Regions from separate parts of the Homo sapiens genome. Here regions 1, 3 and 4 are each linked to region 2. The links are chromatin contacts, found by Hi-C or POLR2A ChIA-PET in ENCODE. All regions are on one chromosome and are shown on one strand. Each heading gives the region's core, a stretch centred on a gene start or an enhancer-like site at or near the end of the contact. The rest is flanking DNA. Distances are from core to core; before and after follow the strand shown.

Region 1 (4,029 bases), core at 827-3,326, 1.5 Mb before region 2:
ATAACGCACTGAGGCCAAGCATATTGGCTCATTCCTGTAATCCCAACACTCTGGGAGGCTGAGGTGGGAGGGTCACTTAAGGTATTTGTTATTTTTTGCGTACAAATATTTAACTAACTTAAAGTAAAATAAAGATTAACCGCACACATCACCTGCGAATTCTCTTATTTTCTAGGTTAACGCCAGAAATATAATCAAAATTTAATTATCTACTATTATACTCACTACTCCCGTGTAATAGCGTAGTCCAACCACATGACCTCTCAAACTTCCAAATAAAACGGAATCTACTTCTTCATCACTAGTTAGAAAGTCATCTGGAGGGATAACATCTTGGAATTCAAAACGTGGAAAGAAAGTTGGATATGAGAGGCGTGGAAAATTTCCATGAACTCCATACTGGACAGTCTGCAAGTACTTCCAAACTGGATCCCTATTTTTTTTTAAAGGCAAAGAAAAACAATATAATATTTAAGTATTTCCAAAGACCATATGAGTAGTTTTCTCATGCTTTACTTCAGCAAATGAAATCTTACATGGGAATCACGGTAAAGATTAATAGTTACTCTCGTTAAAGCAGGAATTGCAGTGAGTGGAGAAGGCTTCTAGGAACTCTACCTGTTTTCAATATTGGCTCTTCTACCTGCCCCCTAGGTATTCAAAATGAAAAGCCTAGTCAGAGTTCACTAACCTCTTTCCCAGTGAAAATCATCTAAATTGATATGTATATGATGTCTGTAACTACAATTATGGGCCGGATGCGGTGGCTCACGCCTGGAATCCCAGCACTTTGGGAGGCAGAGGCAGGTGGATCACCTGAGGTCAGGAATTTGAGACCAACCTGGCCAACATTGTGAAACCCTGTCTACTACAAATACAAAAATTAGCCAGGCGTGGTGGCGCCCATATGTAATCCCAGCTACTCGGGAGGCTGAGGCAGGAGAATCACTTGAACCCGGGAGGCGTAGGTTGCAGCGAGCCGAGATTGTGCCACTGCACTCCAGCCTGGACGACAGAGCGAGACTCCATGTCAAAAAAATAATTTAAAAAATGAAATCATATGCCAAAATTTCAATAGGGATTGAGCTATATAAAAGACTTATAAAAATACAACTATTAATGTACCAGAAGTTGTTTATAATTTTCCAGAAAATACATCCAGCATCCATCACTGTAACTCCCTGCGAGCAGAACACCTATTCTGGTATCCAAACCACGCCACCGTGGGAAATTGGCCCCAAGCCACCCGTACCCGCCTTCCGTCGCCGGTTTAAGCATAACCCCAAACCCATTAGGTGTAACTGTTTCGGGAATGACCATAAATACCAATTTGGACAATGAAAAGTGAAGGGGAGTCTACTGGAGCATTGCAAAAAGTTTCCATTCTCCTAAGAACAGTCGCTTATTTGCGATGCGTTTTCCTTGCAAGTGGCGCATATCTCTACTAGCGCCTCTGCAAATACTTATCTGCACGTCTGTGCATACAGATAAGCTGTGAGCCACTTGGGGACAAGGACTGTCTTACTCGGCCCTCCACCGAGCACAATGCCTGGCGCACAGTGGGTATCTAATGGATGTTTTGTTAAATAAAGCACTGGCCGAGATGCTTTAAGCCCCAGGCCCCCCACAGTCGGTGACAGAGATTTCCCAAGTCCCTAACACGGGACTCGCCCTAGGAGCCCCTACTCGCCAGCGAAGACAATGCATTTATTTCTCCGGCGGCCACATATGCGACCAACAGAACGAATACAGCTGCACAAATCGCCCAGGGAACGCAGAGGAACGCGGGGAAGGTCAGGTTCATTTGGGGACGCCTCCAGGCCGTTAGACCGAGCGCCCCACCCCCTCCGCCCCCTTCACCTCTTGAACATCCAGGACATGGCGCTGAGTGGGATGACAAGAGGAGCGCCTCGGCTCCCCTGGATCGTTTTCGAGCCGCCTCGATACGCCTCCTTCCAGGCCCCGCAGCCCTGAAGCCGGGGACAAATTCCGAGCGCCGGATCAGGAGCGCACGACTGAAAGGTAAGTCGCCGCGAGTCCAGTCAGACGTCGACGCCGTCTCCTTCTGCAACAATCTGGGAGACCAGCGTCGCTCTGTGACTGGCACTAGGAAAGCCCAATCACGAAGAGGAGAGTGCGGAGCCAAACCAGTCAGAGCACAGAAGGGAGGGCAACTCCGCCCCGCTGCCATTCAAAGACGGCGGGGGGTCCGGGCTGCAAGGGTGGTTCCATCCGGGTTCTTCCCCGCCCCCAAGGCGGGCGCGCGGGAAAGCCACGAGGCCCCAGGAGTGCGACTGCGGTGCCTGCGGTGCCGGTGTTTTGTTTGATTCCCTGCCTCAAACGGAGGGAAACGACCTTCCTTTATCCTACGAGTCCTAAGACTGAACCCCATTCTAAAGGCTCTACCGTATCCTTCCTCTTATTTTCTTCTCATCTAATGTGGCACATAATAGGGCCTTATACTAAAGGAGCTCCACGGTTTACGAGACCTAGAGCTACCGGCGAGATACTTTACTTCATTCCCTGTGGTGAACCGTGGGGACTTTCGCTCCAAATTTTCATGTTAAGCCTCAGCGTATGCATGAGACACAACGAGTTTGGAAAATCTTAAATGGAACTTAGAGTCCCCTCCCCACCTCTTTTTGTTATTTTTAAGGAAAATTTTCCTTTCTTGGTGCAGGAAACCCATCACATGTTTATTACAGCTATGGGGGCGTTTGCCTGAAATGGTGGACGGGACCATTTTCCCCGTGGGCACTTGGCTGCTCCAGCCAAGAGGGGGAGGCCCTTGTTTTCCTCAAGGAACTGCAGAGGGGCGCTCTGAGGCCCTCCATGGCTCTCTTTCCAGAGTCTGAGGTGACCGGAAGGAGAATGCGGCCCTGGGACCGTCAACCTTGGACCAGCTGCAGCCGACGCCTGGCAGGGCTGGTCGCTTTGCGTTGAGGAGGCTGCTGTCCCCGAAGCTGGCCTTTTAATCGCACAGGGCAGGAAGCTGGTGGTGGCGCCCAGCTGCACAGGCGGCACCATGTAACTGCCAGATAATACTTGCGCGTCACAGAGAGGTCCATGTTACACGCCTGTCAGCACAATAATATTAGGTGGTCAGCTTTTCTTTTTTCTTTTTTTTGTTTTTTTTTCTTTTTTATTGAGATGGAGTCTTGCTCTGTCCCCCAGGCTGGAGTGCAATGGGGGTGATCTTGGCTCACTGCAACCTCCGCCTCCCGGATTCAAGCGATTCTCCTGCCTCAGCCTCCGGAGTAGCCGGGATTGCAGGAGCCCGCCACCACGCCCAGCTAATTTTTGTATTTTTAGTAGAGACGGGGTTTCACCATATTGGCCAGGCTGGTCTTGAACTCCTGACCTCAGGTGATCCGCCCGCCTCGGCCTCCCAGAGTGCTGGGATTACAGGCATGAGCCACCGTGCCAGGCCGGTAGTCAGCTTTTCAAGACACATTTGTTCATTATCGTAAATAAACTGTAGTGATCTCTAATCATGAACCATGGATGAGCAATAGAATTTGAAACAATGTATTATTTCATTTGACCAAAGTTGATGAGGAAGATAAAGACAATGGCATTTCAAATTATTTTAATTGTTGTATGTTCTTCTTGAAGTGTGTTGAGGCAAATGGCAATACAGTTCAGCTTTTAGTATGCCAGATTTTAAATAAATTCTTGGAAAATATGCCAGAAATTGCTCAAATTGATGTTTTGTAAGAGTAAGAAAGTCATGCTCACTAGACAAAGAAAAAATTCCAAATATGAGAACATAGCTCTTTCAGACTTAAGACTGGCCAGGCGCAATGGCTCACACCTATAATCCCAGCACTTTGGGAGGCCGAGTTGGGTGGATCACCTGAGGTCAGGAGTTCGAGACCAGCCTGGCCAACATGGTGAAAGCCTGACTCTACTAAGAAAATACAAAAATTAAGCAGACGTGGTGGCACGCACCTGTAGTCCTAGCTACTTGGGAGGCTGAGGCAGGAGAATCGCTTGAACCAGGGAGACATGGGTTGCAGTGAGCCGAGA
Region 2 (4,149 bases), core at 1,434-3,933:
AAAATCCAAGGTAGTGTAATGGAAACAATATTGGTAAAATAGATGTTGTGGCTATAAGCATCTCCCTTTATATTAGACATTTAGAAGCTTTTAAAACTTTTTAGATGCTAAAGGTTGTGGCAAAACTAGGCTGTGTAGTTGTTCCATTTATAAGCACCTTATTACAGGACAGTTACATGAACCTATAAGGGAGTGTGCTTTCAGTTCAAAAGAGTAATAAAGTGCCTAGCTATATAAAAACCACAAGACTTCAAATTGTAATTTAAGCTAACTGCAGTTATACATTTGGGTTAACAAAATCTAGACCCTGTCTATGCAGAGTTAGACTAATTGTTCATACTGTTTTAATAACCACATAAAAAAACTTACTCTTAATTGACTGAATAAGTAGGGTCCACTACTGTATCTTAACAATCAAATTTTATTGCTTTATTCATGTGGTGTTTTTTGCAAGGCACTGTGGTATGGACTAGAAAACTTGGAATGACTCATGAAGAAACCTTGGAATGACACATGAAGCATGATAGGAAAGTCATTCTGAGGCAGGATGCTTTACTGAATTGTTTTCAACCAGGGTATCAAACATCAGGAATGAGTTCAAGTTAAAATTCACAGGAGAATGGAAACATCTTAAGGTCAGTCACTTCACATGCCCATCCTGATACTTTGAATAATCTGGAAAATTGCTGTAAAAAGAAAGAGCAAATATTAAAATAAGCTTTGAATAAAATAGGTCTGGTGTCTAACAAATATTTATTAAGGTAGCTGAAGAATCCAAAGGTACTCTTACATTTGCAAATGGTACATAACTTCAGTATAATAAGAAGTGAAGACAGGCCTGTCTGAATAAATAAAACAATGAAATATCCCTGAGTTATTTTTTTATCTTAGCTTCGCTGAACTTTATGTCTAAGTATCCAAGAGAACTTGCAGATAAGTAATCATTTTACAAAGAACTTAAAGCACCAAAGCCAACAGGTTTTTCCAGCATAGAATTATTTTGGTTTATAAGCATCCTTTTAAGGCCTGGCCTGTAACACATGCATGTTTCCTCATTCTCACAAAGCTGAAATTCAATCATCTTCAGGTTATATAAACTGCTTGGCTCTCATCCATTTATCAGGAAAGCTTCCAATTGGTAAGTGAAGAAGAAAGGCAAAGTGAAACGTTAAACAGAAATCTCAGTAATTTTAGAATGTGGAAAACAAACATCTACTTCAATATTAACAGCTTGCATATTAAAATGATAAATGAAGAGAGGAAAGACCTTTTTTTTGTAATCTATTTGCAAAGGCAAGTGTCTGTTACTCTTAGGGGACAGCAGGCTACCCCGACACTTTTTTTTTAAACCATGTATCAAACGTTTCTTTTATTAACCTAAAAACATTTGACTCACACATTAAAATGCCAATCAGGTAATTTCCTCTATAGTGAATCAATTCTTTGCACAAGCTTTATTTTATAAAATATACTCAATTTTGACATTAAGACATTAGATTCTGGTATATGTTAAATCAAGTTCTAACATCTATAGTACATATTTATAATTTTCTTTGCAAAGACTGATAATGGAGTTACAAAACATTCTAAATTCTCATTTCGTTAGGTTTTGTCCGGTCTTAACATTTATTCCAACTGGATCATTACCAAGACCTGACCTCCTTTTTGATCTCCTGTGAGTACAAATTAAGCTGGGAGAAGTTTCTGGAGCACCACCCTCTGTGCATATGTGGAACAAGTAATTTGGTTCAGACGAAACAGAATTATGTGGAGTCCTCGGCAGGTGGGTTGAGAACTACGCAGGTAGGACTCACTACTGACCGGTCACCACGTCATCCCAAATCCTTTCAACCCAAGACTCTACCTGATGGGAGCCCCCAAGCCACTTACCAGAACCACAGACAACAAAAATGAAGAGAGCCAATAACCAGGGTCCTACAGACGCCTTCTCTTCGGGGGCATTTCTCTGCAAAAGCGAAAATCCACCATTTCAGATGCAGAGAAACCACTCGGACCCCAGGCTCCCACGCCTGCACGCCGGTCGCCGGCCCCCTCACCTCACAGGTCTCCCCTTCCGTTCCCGAGCCCCCACAGTCTGGCGGTTCGCAGACTCGGGCCCCTACCCCTCCACGGCACCAGCCCACGGTCGGCCGGATCCGGGAGAAAACGCGACGCGGCCCCAGGGACCCGGACTCAGCTCCGGCTGCGGAACGCAGAGGGGCGCCCGCTCTTTCCTTACCGAGGTCTTGGCGACGTTGCCGCGCTGGGTGATGTTCTTGCTGTGCTTCTCGTTGGCCATACGGATCCTTTGCTTGGCGACCATCTTCGCGGCGCCACCACCTGCCCCGGCCACCCCTCGGACTCGCTCACTCGCCTGCCTCCTCTGGAGCCGCTGCGAGGCTCGGCTCGTGGTGCCCGCGCCGCCGGAGCGCCGAGGTTCTCAGGCCAGACGCTAGCTACGGCCGCTGGGCCTGGGCGCCGCAAGCGCGAGGTCTGAGCACAAGCCGGGCGCCGGCCGCCGACTGACTGACCGAGCGGGGCAGGTGCGCAGGAGGAAGAGAACTGGCCGCCGGGTCGTTCTCGCGCCGCCGTCGCCGCCGCTTTGGCCGCCGCCGTGAGCGCGGAGTGAAAGAGGAAGGAAACGCAACGCAACAACGGGAATGTGCAGCCCGCCGCCTCGATCTACTTTGGGTTCGGCTGCCAACGTCAGCACTAGACGGACTCCGCCCCGCGGAAGTGCGCGCCCCTCCCGCTGGAGAAGGAGGGCGAAAGCAGGCGCACCCTCCCAAGCTCTGTCAAGCGTCGCCCTAGATTTGCGCGTGCGCGTTTGGGCGCCTTTTCCGCGTCACTCCGTAACCGGAAGTGAATTGGCCCCGAGGCTGATGGCTCCGGAAACACCAATTCGCTGTCTCCACGCATGAGGAGACGTGTAGGGGCCGGGTTCGGCCCTGGTGAACTCTCACCCGAGCGGTTTCTCTTTCCGGGACAACATGGCGCCGTCCACGCCGCTCTTGACAGGTGAGTTCTGAAGAAGCGAGGGACTCTCTTTCTTCAGACTAGTTTCTTATTTTTGTCTTTGCCTTTGAGAACTACCCGAGGAGCCGGGGAGTCTGATCTGCCTTTTCTTGTGGCTTGCGGAAAGGCCAGACTGTTGGCTTTCTTGATATAGCGTGGCAATCGGAAGTGAAGTCTCCGCCTCTGGGCTTTCGTATTCCCCCTCCCTTTCACCCATCCATCATTCTTGCCTGCGGATTCATCTTCTACAGAAATAGAAGAAGGGGGAGAAAAACAATGTGCTAGTTGAATTTGTGACACATGGGTCTGCAATACTGGTGTTACACGGGCCCTTGTGAAGTCATTTAGGTCTACAATAAGAACAAAGACAAACATGAGTTAGTCCTCTAGAATGATCACGCACTTTAAATACACCTGGACTTAAGTAATTCCAGATTCTGGCCTTCCTGCCTTAATGAGGTTTGTAGGACTGAATAGGGAGAGTGGAGCTGTAATGCAGGTTTCAAATGATGAAGGTGTGGTTGGGAGAGGGTGTAGCAGTGAGCATGATAGAGATATTCTAGCAACATTTGATTTTGAAATGGTTATGAGCATATTAGAAATAGAACATTAGAGGACTCTTGAAATTTTGAAGCTAAAGACTGTAGTGTTGGAGGAGATAATAAACTTAGATTGGAAAATGCTGGGGAAGTTGCTTTACTAGGGTGTGGCTAAGAGTCTGCATATGAGTATTACGTAAGGAAAAGAGAGTCGGGAAGGAAAAGAAGGTTTTGGTTAAGTTCTGATAACTATATAGAAGGAAAAAGTCATTAAGAGAAAGGTTGTCTGCATTTAAGGAGGGAGGCTATTCCCTCCCTTCCCCCCCGCGAAAGGAACCTTAAAACATTTTTGCACTTTTTGCCAGTCTACATTTCTATTTTTACATTTTAAAATCTTTGTTATTAAGCGCCATGCCCACTGATGCTCAGTCTGTCTTCTGCAGTTTAGTCATCATTTATCAAACGCCGAGTATAATCTTCTAGATAATATACCAGGCAAAGACTGTTTAAAAGGCAAAGTTACATAATAAATTTTTTTTTAGGTTTGTAAAGGTAGCTTGTTATTCACAATTTTTAATACTAAATGCTTATTTGA
Region 3 (3,865 bases), core at 146-2,645, 1.7 Mb after region 2:
AGATACTAATGGGCAGATAGAAAGTTCCCATCCCTGTTCTCTGAGAAAGTGTCAGTGTTCTTTTAGTTTGCTTAAACTGTGTGGGTACTTGAGTCCTTTTAAACGATTAACGCTGGGAAGAGGCACCATTTAATTAATTAATTTGTTCTGGAAGGGATCAGTGTACAATTTTAACTCAGTGCTTTGTGGATCTAGCTAAAGGTCAAGAACTAAAGTCGGCTATTAGTGCCTCTGGAAGATATTTCTGCACTTTAGCACCTTTCTGATGTTTTTCCTTCACCTCGAGCTGGCCTCACTCTCTTCAACAAAACCGAACCTGCAGGAAGAATGTTGTACCATATCCAGCATTTTTGTCCCAACAAACATGGGACAAACGTTTTTCACTAGAATCATCCTTGAACAAGTTATCCGAATTCCTTACATTCAAAGGAAATCCTGCCCCCAGTCTCCAAAACTTCATCACATCACAGACGTTCAGGATTCTTTCCATTCAAAGCAAAGCCAAGTTACATCTTATAGCACCCAGTGAATTATGATATGGGGCTGCGGTTTATTTGCTCTGGCGACAATATGGCTTACTTGCCGTGGAATATCCCGGTATTTCAGAAGTAACATATTATTTTTAAAGAGGGAGCTTTGCTTTCTCTAAATCACATGGTGCAAAGTTGGGAATACAGTGGCCTGTAAATTACAAATATTATTTACAAACTAGAAGGAAAGCTGACATGTGTTTGTGCCTGTGTGACAGTTTCACTAAGGAATTCCAAAACTGTGGATAGCCTGTTACTTGAGAAAAATACACGGTGGCAGTCTTGCAGATGTTTTTCCCGCCTGTTAGCCCTCCAGGTTCAAAAACTGTTTGGTGCATTTTAAGGCGGCAGTCTCACCAGATCGCAGGATTCTAGTCTAATTGGCTTCTAACCTTCAATCTAACCTTGCCGGCTTCCTTGCAAAGCCCGGTGCAAGGGCCTCTTTCAAAATGAACCCACTGGTGTGCCTAGCAGTCGGTAGAAGAAGCGGGAGGGCGTCCGGTCTGCACGCCCGCCGCGAGGTTACAATGCTGAACGCATGAGATGGAAGATACCAACGGGAGGCCGAGGGGATCCACGGCGCCCGCGCGGGCTCCGGCTTCCTCCTGCTCTCGGCGCCGCTGGGCGACCGCCCATGACCCGCTCTTGCGGGCTCTGTCCGGTTGACAGGCGACCCTGTGGCCCGGGGAAGCGCGGGAGGGCGCCGGCGGAAAGTTGAAGAGCGTTTTTCTCGCCGCCGCGTGCATTAGGAGCTCGACGAGTCCGCCCTGGGCTTCCTGGTGGGGCTGGGCGGGCGGGGGAGGGGCCGCGCAGCAGCAGCGGAAGCCAGACCTCGGCGATAAGAGGCTGCACAGCGACATGCAACAGTCTTTTCACTGCAGCTGAATGAGTTGTGGCGCCCACAATGCTCCCATGACAAGGAGCTGACAAGTTCCATTTTCCGTCGCGGGCATCTTGGAATCATGACTCCCACAATGCCTTGGGCACTTGGTCGACAGTGGGGCCGCCTCTGAAAAAAAAATGTGAGAGGTAAGTTTCCATTTTCACAGTTTCCCCGCGCCGCTTCATTGTTCGGACTCCGGCGGGTCTGCCCGTGGCTGAAGGAGGAAGTGCGAGGAGGTGCTCGCCGGCCGCGGTTCTCCCGGGCAGGGGCGGGCCGCTCGCGGTAGTTGGTTTCGCGTCCCTCAGCACCTCCTGCCCGGGGGAAGGCGGGAGGGTGAGCCGCAGCCGCTCCTGCGCCCTTCCCTGCCGCGGGCTCTGCGGACGCTGTCACGGCACAGCCCGCGCACGGCTTGGCAGCCCAGCGGGACCCAGGGAGAAACAGGGGGGCGAGAAGAGAAACAGGTGCGTGCAAGTGTACTCACAACTTAATGACCTTTGTCGGGGGAAGGTGTGAGTCCCTCTGAGTCGAGCGGCGCGCGGGTCTTCCCGGCGGCTCCCGCATCCCTGGCCCCGGGGCTGCCATCCCGCCCGGTTTTCATCTGGGCCAAATATGTGCACGCAAAGGTTAATTCTCTGCTTGCTACCCATAAATTACGCATGACATGTTTAGCTGGGCTGCCTTATATGGAGAGTGCTGTATTTCAGGCCAGTTTGCCTTTTGCCAAGTTTACAGGGCGGAAGACGCCCTGTAGGAGAGGGCTGCCTCCTCCTTTTCTTCTTCTTCTTTTTTTTTTCATCGTTTTGTAGTGCGTCACTCAAAAACTGTAAGAAAAGTAAGTATAGAAGCTCTTTGGGTGGAGCCGCAGTTGGTTGAATTGCTTTCATGAAAGGTTGAAAAGAATGAAAAGTAGTTAGTACTTGGGTTCTGGTTTTTAGACAAAAGCAGGACAAATATGTAGCCACCCCCCAACTTTTTTTTTTTTTTTTAAACGGAGCCGGAATCTGTTATTGGTAGTAATGTGTCATGTGAGAATACTTTGATTCCAGAGCCTGTAACACGAGCAGGTATATGGTGGCGCTTATGCCTTCCCCTCGCACAGCACTTTACAACTACAGGGGTGTTGCTGCCAGAGTAATATTGTATTCTTAAGGCTCTCTGGGGCCGGGAGAGTATGCGGCTGTTGGGATTCTGGGGTGTATTTCCGTGGAGTATGTCTCCCCAGGATTAAAGTTAAGAAGCTGCCGGAAAGGTTGTTGCCGCTGACTTCACTTTGTGTGCCCACCAGCACAGGCACAAGTCATAGCAGATGGATGGCAAACTCTGCCATATACTCTGAGGAGTTTCTTAAATTAATACGCTAGGAGAGAAGTCATAATTAATGCTTTTAGACTTTCGAGCCCTCTGCAGCGTGCTTTGAAATACTACACCGGTGGACACTATGTCCCTTCCTCCTGGGTTTGAACACAGTGTCTGTTTATACACAGAGGGTGTTTAGTACCTAAGTATTCTATACCAGCACAAGAGAGCCACTCCACAGTTATCTCTCTGTGTGGATTCCTAAGTGTGTTGGTGTTTCTCCTTGCTGTTGAGATAAAATATTATCACCCAGAGAGAAAATGAAAGTTCAACGACTGTAAAATTTATCCCAGGAATGTGCAGTTCAATACTTAGAATGTCTTAGATGTAGTTATAGATAGAGGCACTGAATAAGTTATTTTGTAGCCTGAGAATGCACATCGCTGTCACTTGTATCTTGCTTTCTTAAAGTTGGTGACAACTAAGGCTAAACTTCTTTAGAAAACCTAATGTTCTAGTTTTTATCTGTTTTGTGTATTTGCATGGGAGTTACTTTATTATTATTATTATATTGTTAGGTCTTCTTTGAAAATGTAGGCATAGCTTTTTTAGTCTTATTTGTTTAATGGGGGGTTTCCTTGCTGAAGACTACAAAAGTTGCCTTTTGTGTTTTAAGGAACAGGTTGGGTCAGCAACAGAAAACCTGTTCATCTATAATTATAGTGTCACTTAAGACATAATAATCAGATTTCATTATTACTAAGAGACTCAGAAAAACCTCACATATGCCTAGTTTAATTTTTTTCCTTATGTAACTGTGAACAAATTTGTGTGTAGATACACATCAAGTGTGGTACTCTGCGCAGTCATGCCAAAGAGAAACTGAAGTGTTATATGGTTTGAGATATTATTGCTTGTGTTTACATTTCCACATTTGAGGCAAAGTTAGACTCCAAGTTGAATTCATTAAATTTTGATTCCAACATTCTGTTCTTCCTTTGGGCACAGAATTCCTATGAAATGAAACACTGGGTTTTGTTCCAGAACAAGAACAGACTAACCCAAAATTTCTCCTGGGGGAAAAAAAAAGAGTAAAATTATATTTCTCATTGAAAATTGTATTTCTCATTGAGGAAGGGTGTGTTACTTTATTATA
Region 4 (3,845 bases), core at 771-3,270, 1.6 Mb before region 2:
AGTTCTACCTCCTGGCTTTGCCCTTTCAGCCCCATCACCACATCCCTGGCTAAGTCCAGCCTGAGATAGTAGGCTGCAAGAAGTAGATGGTTAAGGGTCAGCTGATGGCAGGAGGGTTCTGGGTGAAAGATGGAAATCTCACTCTTCCAAGTTCACCTCTCAGTCTGCAAAAGAGCAATCAGACTGAGAAGTACCTCTCTTTGTTTTCCCTCTCCCCACTTAAGATACAAAAGTGTAGCCTTTGTGTTCCTTAAAGAGCTCCAACTCTTCTATGTCTATATCTTTTGAATAAGTGGAAACCCATCTATTGCCCTTTCCACTTTTCTGTTTCCTACAACGGAAGCACATAATGCCAAGTAACTGGGAGGGCCTCCCATGTGATCAGCGGTCTCTAGGCCATGGTCAAGACTAGGAAGGACTCAAGAGAGGCTCCTGGAAGGTGATATTTAAAATACTGATTTTAAGGTTCTACCCTTAAGATTCTTTTTGTTTTGTAACCTGTTTTTCTTCAAATAATATATTTTGAACAGCTTTTTATATTAAAAATATATAATGATTATGCCTACAGAGTATTTCATTACCTCAAGAGTATATGACGCGACTTCAAAAAGTCCATAGAATATACATATTATAAAAAAAAAATGCATGGATTTCAAAATTATTTTGCACCAAAATAAACCTACCCTTAAGATTCTGATTCAGGAGGTCTGGGCTTAGGCCCAAAAATCTACGCTTTAACCAGTGCCCCCAAGTGATTCTGATGTAGGAGATCCACACCCACACACGAGGAAACAGTGATATAACTGGTTTGAGGACAGCAGTACCACCTTTGCAAATAAATCACTTATTCTTAAGCATCTGTTTTGCTTTTTGAACTGATGTCAACTTCCTGATTGGTTTCCAAATGGCTTTGCAGTACTCATTCAACATTTACCGAGCAATTTCAGTTTTCAGTTTGCAGAGAACTGAACTACCCGAGGCTTGTTCTGTGTTTGGACTGGGGATGGGGAGCAGAGAAGGATGTGATCACATTAAAGCTATTTCTCAACTTCCTAGAAAAATGACAAATTGACCATTTCAAGATTTGTGAAACAGGTTAGCATTGGCTAACCACAGTTACAATAATTTACTAACCTTTTTGGAGCCCCTGTGTACAAGAGGCACCAAGACTTTCTGGGTGGGAAGGTTGATTCTGTAACCAAACTGCCAGGGTTTAAATCCTACTTTCTCCATTTATATTATATGACTATAGAAAAGTTAGCACTTTGGGAGGCTAAGGCTGGCAGATCACTTGAGGCCAGGAGTTCCAGACCAGGCTGGCCAACATGGTGAAACTCTGTCTCTACTAAAAATACAAGAAAAAAAAGAAAAGAAAAGTTAATTTAACTTTTCTGAGCTCAGTTTCCTCCTCGTCTGTAAAATGAATATGTAACACCTCACTGAGTTCGTACAAGGATTAAATGAAGCACTTAAATGCCTAATTGATGCAGATGGCTCCAAGAATTTAACATTTACGAAATATTCACTATATTTTTTAGGTTAAGGGTACAAAACCATTGTGAGTACACTAAGGAATGATTATAGAGGCTGATCGAAATTCTGCAAAAAAAGCGTAAATTTTACGTTTCATTCAAGCAGTTCAGACTCACGATTTTAACTAGAGTAATCTGGGGTTTGTTTGCTTGTTTTTTAAGGTTCCCTAACCCTTGGCTTCTTGGGGAGTTTGATGCCGCACTCAGCCCCAAAGTCCCCCTTAACTCCCAGGTTTAGCGGCGACAGGGGGCGCGCGGTTGACAAGGGCAGGCGCCCCGGGGAAGTAGGAGCAGGGGCGCCGGTGAGCCGCAGCCGCAGCGGCAGCCTAGCCCCGAGGGAGGGAGGAGGAGCCGAGGGAGACGCGGGACCCGGAGCCCCGCGGGCCACCGCCCCTGCCGGCCGCGCAGCTGGGAGGATGCGGACGGCAGCGAGAGCGTGCGCGGCCACGTGACGGCCGCTATAAGAGCGCACGGGGCAGACGCTCGGTTCCCCGCCGTGCCTCCTCGCTGGCCGCGCTCCCTCCCGGTGCCGGCTTCTCTGAGTCACCAACCTGAGGCTGCCCCGGCCGCCTGCGCACCCGGCAGCACCATGACAGGTACCGCCGCGCAGCCCGCCGCCGCCAGCCCCGGGACCCCGGCTTCCTGCCCAGCCGCCGCCTCCCTTCTCCTCCGCCCTCAGCCCCGGAGTGTTCCCGGCAGGACGAAACCGCCGCAAAGTTGCTGGCTGGCCGCAGCCGGGCGTGTTTCTGCCTGCGTCAGCTGCCGCCCCGCCGCCCCCCAGAGTGCAGGGATGGGGCAGCCGGGCAGAGCCCGGGCCCTCGGCCGGAGCTCTCGTTCCTGCTTCCGTCTCCTCGTCCTTCCTCTTGCTCTCACGGCGAAGGGCCGGCGGGCGGAGCAGCTGCGGCGGGGCCGTGTGGGGGTGGGGAGCCGGTTCCCCTGGGGGTTCCAGGCGGGAGTCCGGGGCGCAGCGGCATCGTGGGGAGCTGCCCCGGCCTCTGGCGGCCCGGAACCCCAGGAAGCAGGGGCTCCGAGGCGGGGATACTGCGGCCTCCGCCCGGCTCCTCCGCCGCCCGCCCCGGCCCCGGCCGCCACGCTGAGCCTATTTTTAGGCCTTTGGGGCCGGGTTGCGGGAAGCCGGGAGTCGGACTAGCGTCCCCGGGCGCGAGCCCCGTCTGGTGGGAGGGCGCCGGCTTTGGCTTCACTTGTTGCGAGGCGTCCGGGCCACTCCACGAGTTAGCCCCAGCACTGGGAAGCTCCGAGTTAGCTGGTCCTTCCGTGTCATTGAGGCTAATAGCCAGGGTTATTACAGCAGTTGAACTGCCACAAAGATTGCAGGTGTAACCCAGAGTTCAGCCGTCTTTAGGAAGATTAAACTCCTACCCAGCTGTCATTGGTCTTTCTTGGTCATTTGTAATGTTGGCTAGTCTGGTGTTCTAACCTGTGTTCTATCCCTTATTTAATCTTGGAAATCATCCATATCCTTGCTTCCAGAAATCCTTGAATCCTGCTCACCTTATTACATTTTTCTCCATGATCGCCTGGAACCTGGACTTCATTTGAGTTAGATGATCATTCATTTTGCCTAGCTTAAGTATTTTTGGTACAGATTGACAGCGATGTTACCCATGTTATAATGGGCTGAAGATAATAGAAGCAAGTACAGGCGGATGTTGATGGGCCTGTCAAGGGACAGGTGCCACTGTTCAGAGCTTTCCTAGAGTGTGAGTGACTGGGAAGCTGGTGGCCCTTCGGGGGTGGGGAACTGGTCTTCCTACAACTTAGTAGTTGGCCTGCCGTGGGAGAGGGCCTAATAAAATGTGTGAAGATGGCTCTCAGGTCAGCAGCCGAGGGATGCGCTGGCCCACTAGGCAACCCACAACTTCCTCTCATGTCTCGGTGGAATTTCTACTGCTTCCAGCCTCCACCTTGGAAAACGGGCAAGGGAGAATGAGGGAAAGCCAGGTCAGAAAGAGAAGGACTTCATGACAAAATGTCCCAACTCGCTGGTTAAGCAACTGACTCCTACCAGAACTTGATCCGAAGTGTCCTATGCATTTGGATGCCCACCAACTTGCTAATGTTTCTTGGAGATGGAACATGGCCCAGAATTGTCCCAGGGAATGACTGGAGAAATCTTGAAGCCTGTGCTAGGGGTCTTGGGAGGGTGGGGACTGTTCAGCAGGAGGAAAAATCCATGTATTTACCTTCTCTTCTGGCAACTAAGTGATTATTGGAGATTGGGGTGCGTGTCTGTTGGTTTGGGCGGGGGGAGGGGGAGGGTGCAGGATGGACCTGCACCTTCTTCTCCAAAGA

Evidence for each region. Hi-C counts contacts between places; a loop is a spot of excess contacts on that map. ChIA-PET counts read pairs that join two places held with the same protein, here RNA polymerase II (POLR2A). Pooled maps may share reads with other maps.
Region 1: a loop to region 2 is called in a map of CD8-positive, alpha-beta T cell, with 28 times the contacts of the local background. The contact joins the promoter of HLTF here to the promoter of SERP1 in region 2. A Hi-C loop is called at or near these places in 1 of 168 maps with a recorded cell type or tissue (CD8-positive, alpha-beta T cell), 1 of 37 single-sample maps with no recorded cell type and 10 of 50 pooled maps. POLR2A ChIA-PET finds 5 or more read pairs at or near these places in 1 of 52 experiments (Panc1).
Region 3: a loop to region 2 is called in a map of naive thymus-derived CD4-positive, alpha-beta T cell, with 16 times the contacts of the local background. The contact joins the promoter of MBNL1 here to the promoter of SERP1 in region 2. A Hi-C loop is called at or near these places in 1 of 168 maps with a recorded cell type or tissue (naive thymus-derived CD4-positive, alpha-beta T cell), 1 of 37 single-sample maps with no recorded cell type and 9 of 50 pooled maps. POLR2A ChIA-PET finds 5 or more read pairs at or near these places in 2 of 52 experiments (CD4-positive, alpha-beta memory T cell and activated T-cell).
Region 4: a map of CD8-positive, alpha-beta T cell shows a loop between it and region 2 (26-fold over the local background). The contact joins the promoter of GYG1 here to the promoter of SERP1 in region 2. A Hi-C loop is called at or near these places in 1 of 168 maps with a recorded cell type or tissue (CD8-positive, alpha-beta T cell), 1 of 37 single-sample maps with no recorded cell type and 10 of 50 pooled maps.

What each region holds. Positions count from the first base shown.
Region 1 is chr3:149,084,457-149,088,485 of GRCh38, forward strand. It overlaps HLTF (helicase like transcription factor), which reads right to left and starts at 2,077. Exons shown (of 25, transcript NM_003071.4): 1 at 1,861-2,077; 2 at 226-433. The coding sequence starts at 1,880. HLTF-AS1 (HLTF antisense RNA 1) reads left to right here and starts at 1,876. Exons shown (of 3, transcript NR_046648.1): 1 at 1,876-2,022. RefSeq lists enhancers at 1,404-1,921, 1,827-2,036, 1,922-2,439.
Region 2 is chr3:150,543,813-150,547,961 of GRCh38, forward strand. It overlaps SERP1 (stress associated endoplasmic reticulum protein 1), which reads right to left and starts at 2,684. Exons shown (of 3, transcript NM_014445.4): 1 at 2,240-2,684; 2 at 1,891-1,966; 3 at 1-686. The coding sequence starts at 2,323. The coding sequence ends at 646. EIF2A (eukaryotic translation initiation factor 2A) reads left to right here and starts at 2,975. Exons shown (of 14, transcript NM_032025.5): 1 at 2,975-3,018. The coding sequence starts at 2,991. RefSeq lists enhancers at 2,195-2,825, 2,271-3,470, 2,743-3,282.
Region 3 is chr3:152,267,534-152,271,398 of GRCh38, forward strand. MBNL1 (muscleblind like splicing regulator 1) reads left to right here and starts at 1,396. Exons shown (of 10, transcript NM_021038.5): 1 at 1,396-1,559. MBNL1-AS1 (MBNL1 antisense RNA 1) reads right to left here and starts at 2,093. Exons shown (of 2, transcript NR_027038.1): 1 at 1,895-2,093; 2 at 1-1,539. RefSeq lists enhancers at 599-1,441, 884-983, 1,442-2,283 and silencers at 1,174-1,233, 1,284-1,333, 1,734-1,843.
Region 4 is chr3:148,989,520-148,993,364 of GRCh38, forward strand. It overlaps GYG1 (glycogenin 1), which reads left to right and starts at 2,021. Exons shown (of 8, transcript NM_004130.4): 1 at 2,021-2,128. The coding sequence starts at 2,122. RefSeq lists silencers at 1,660-2,709, 2,743-3,037.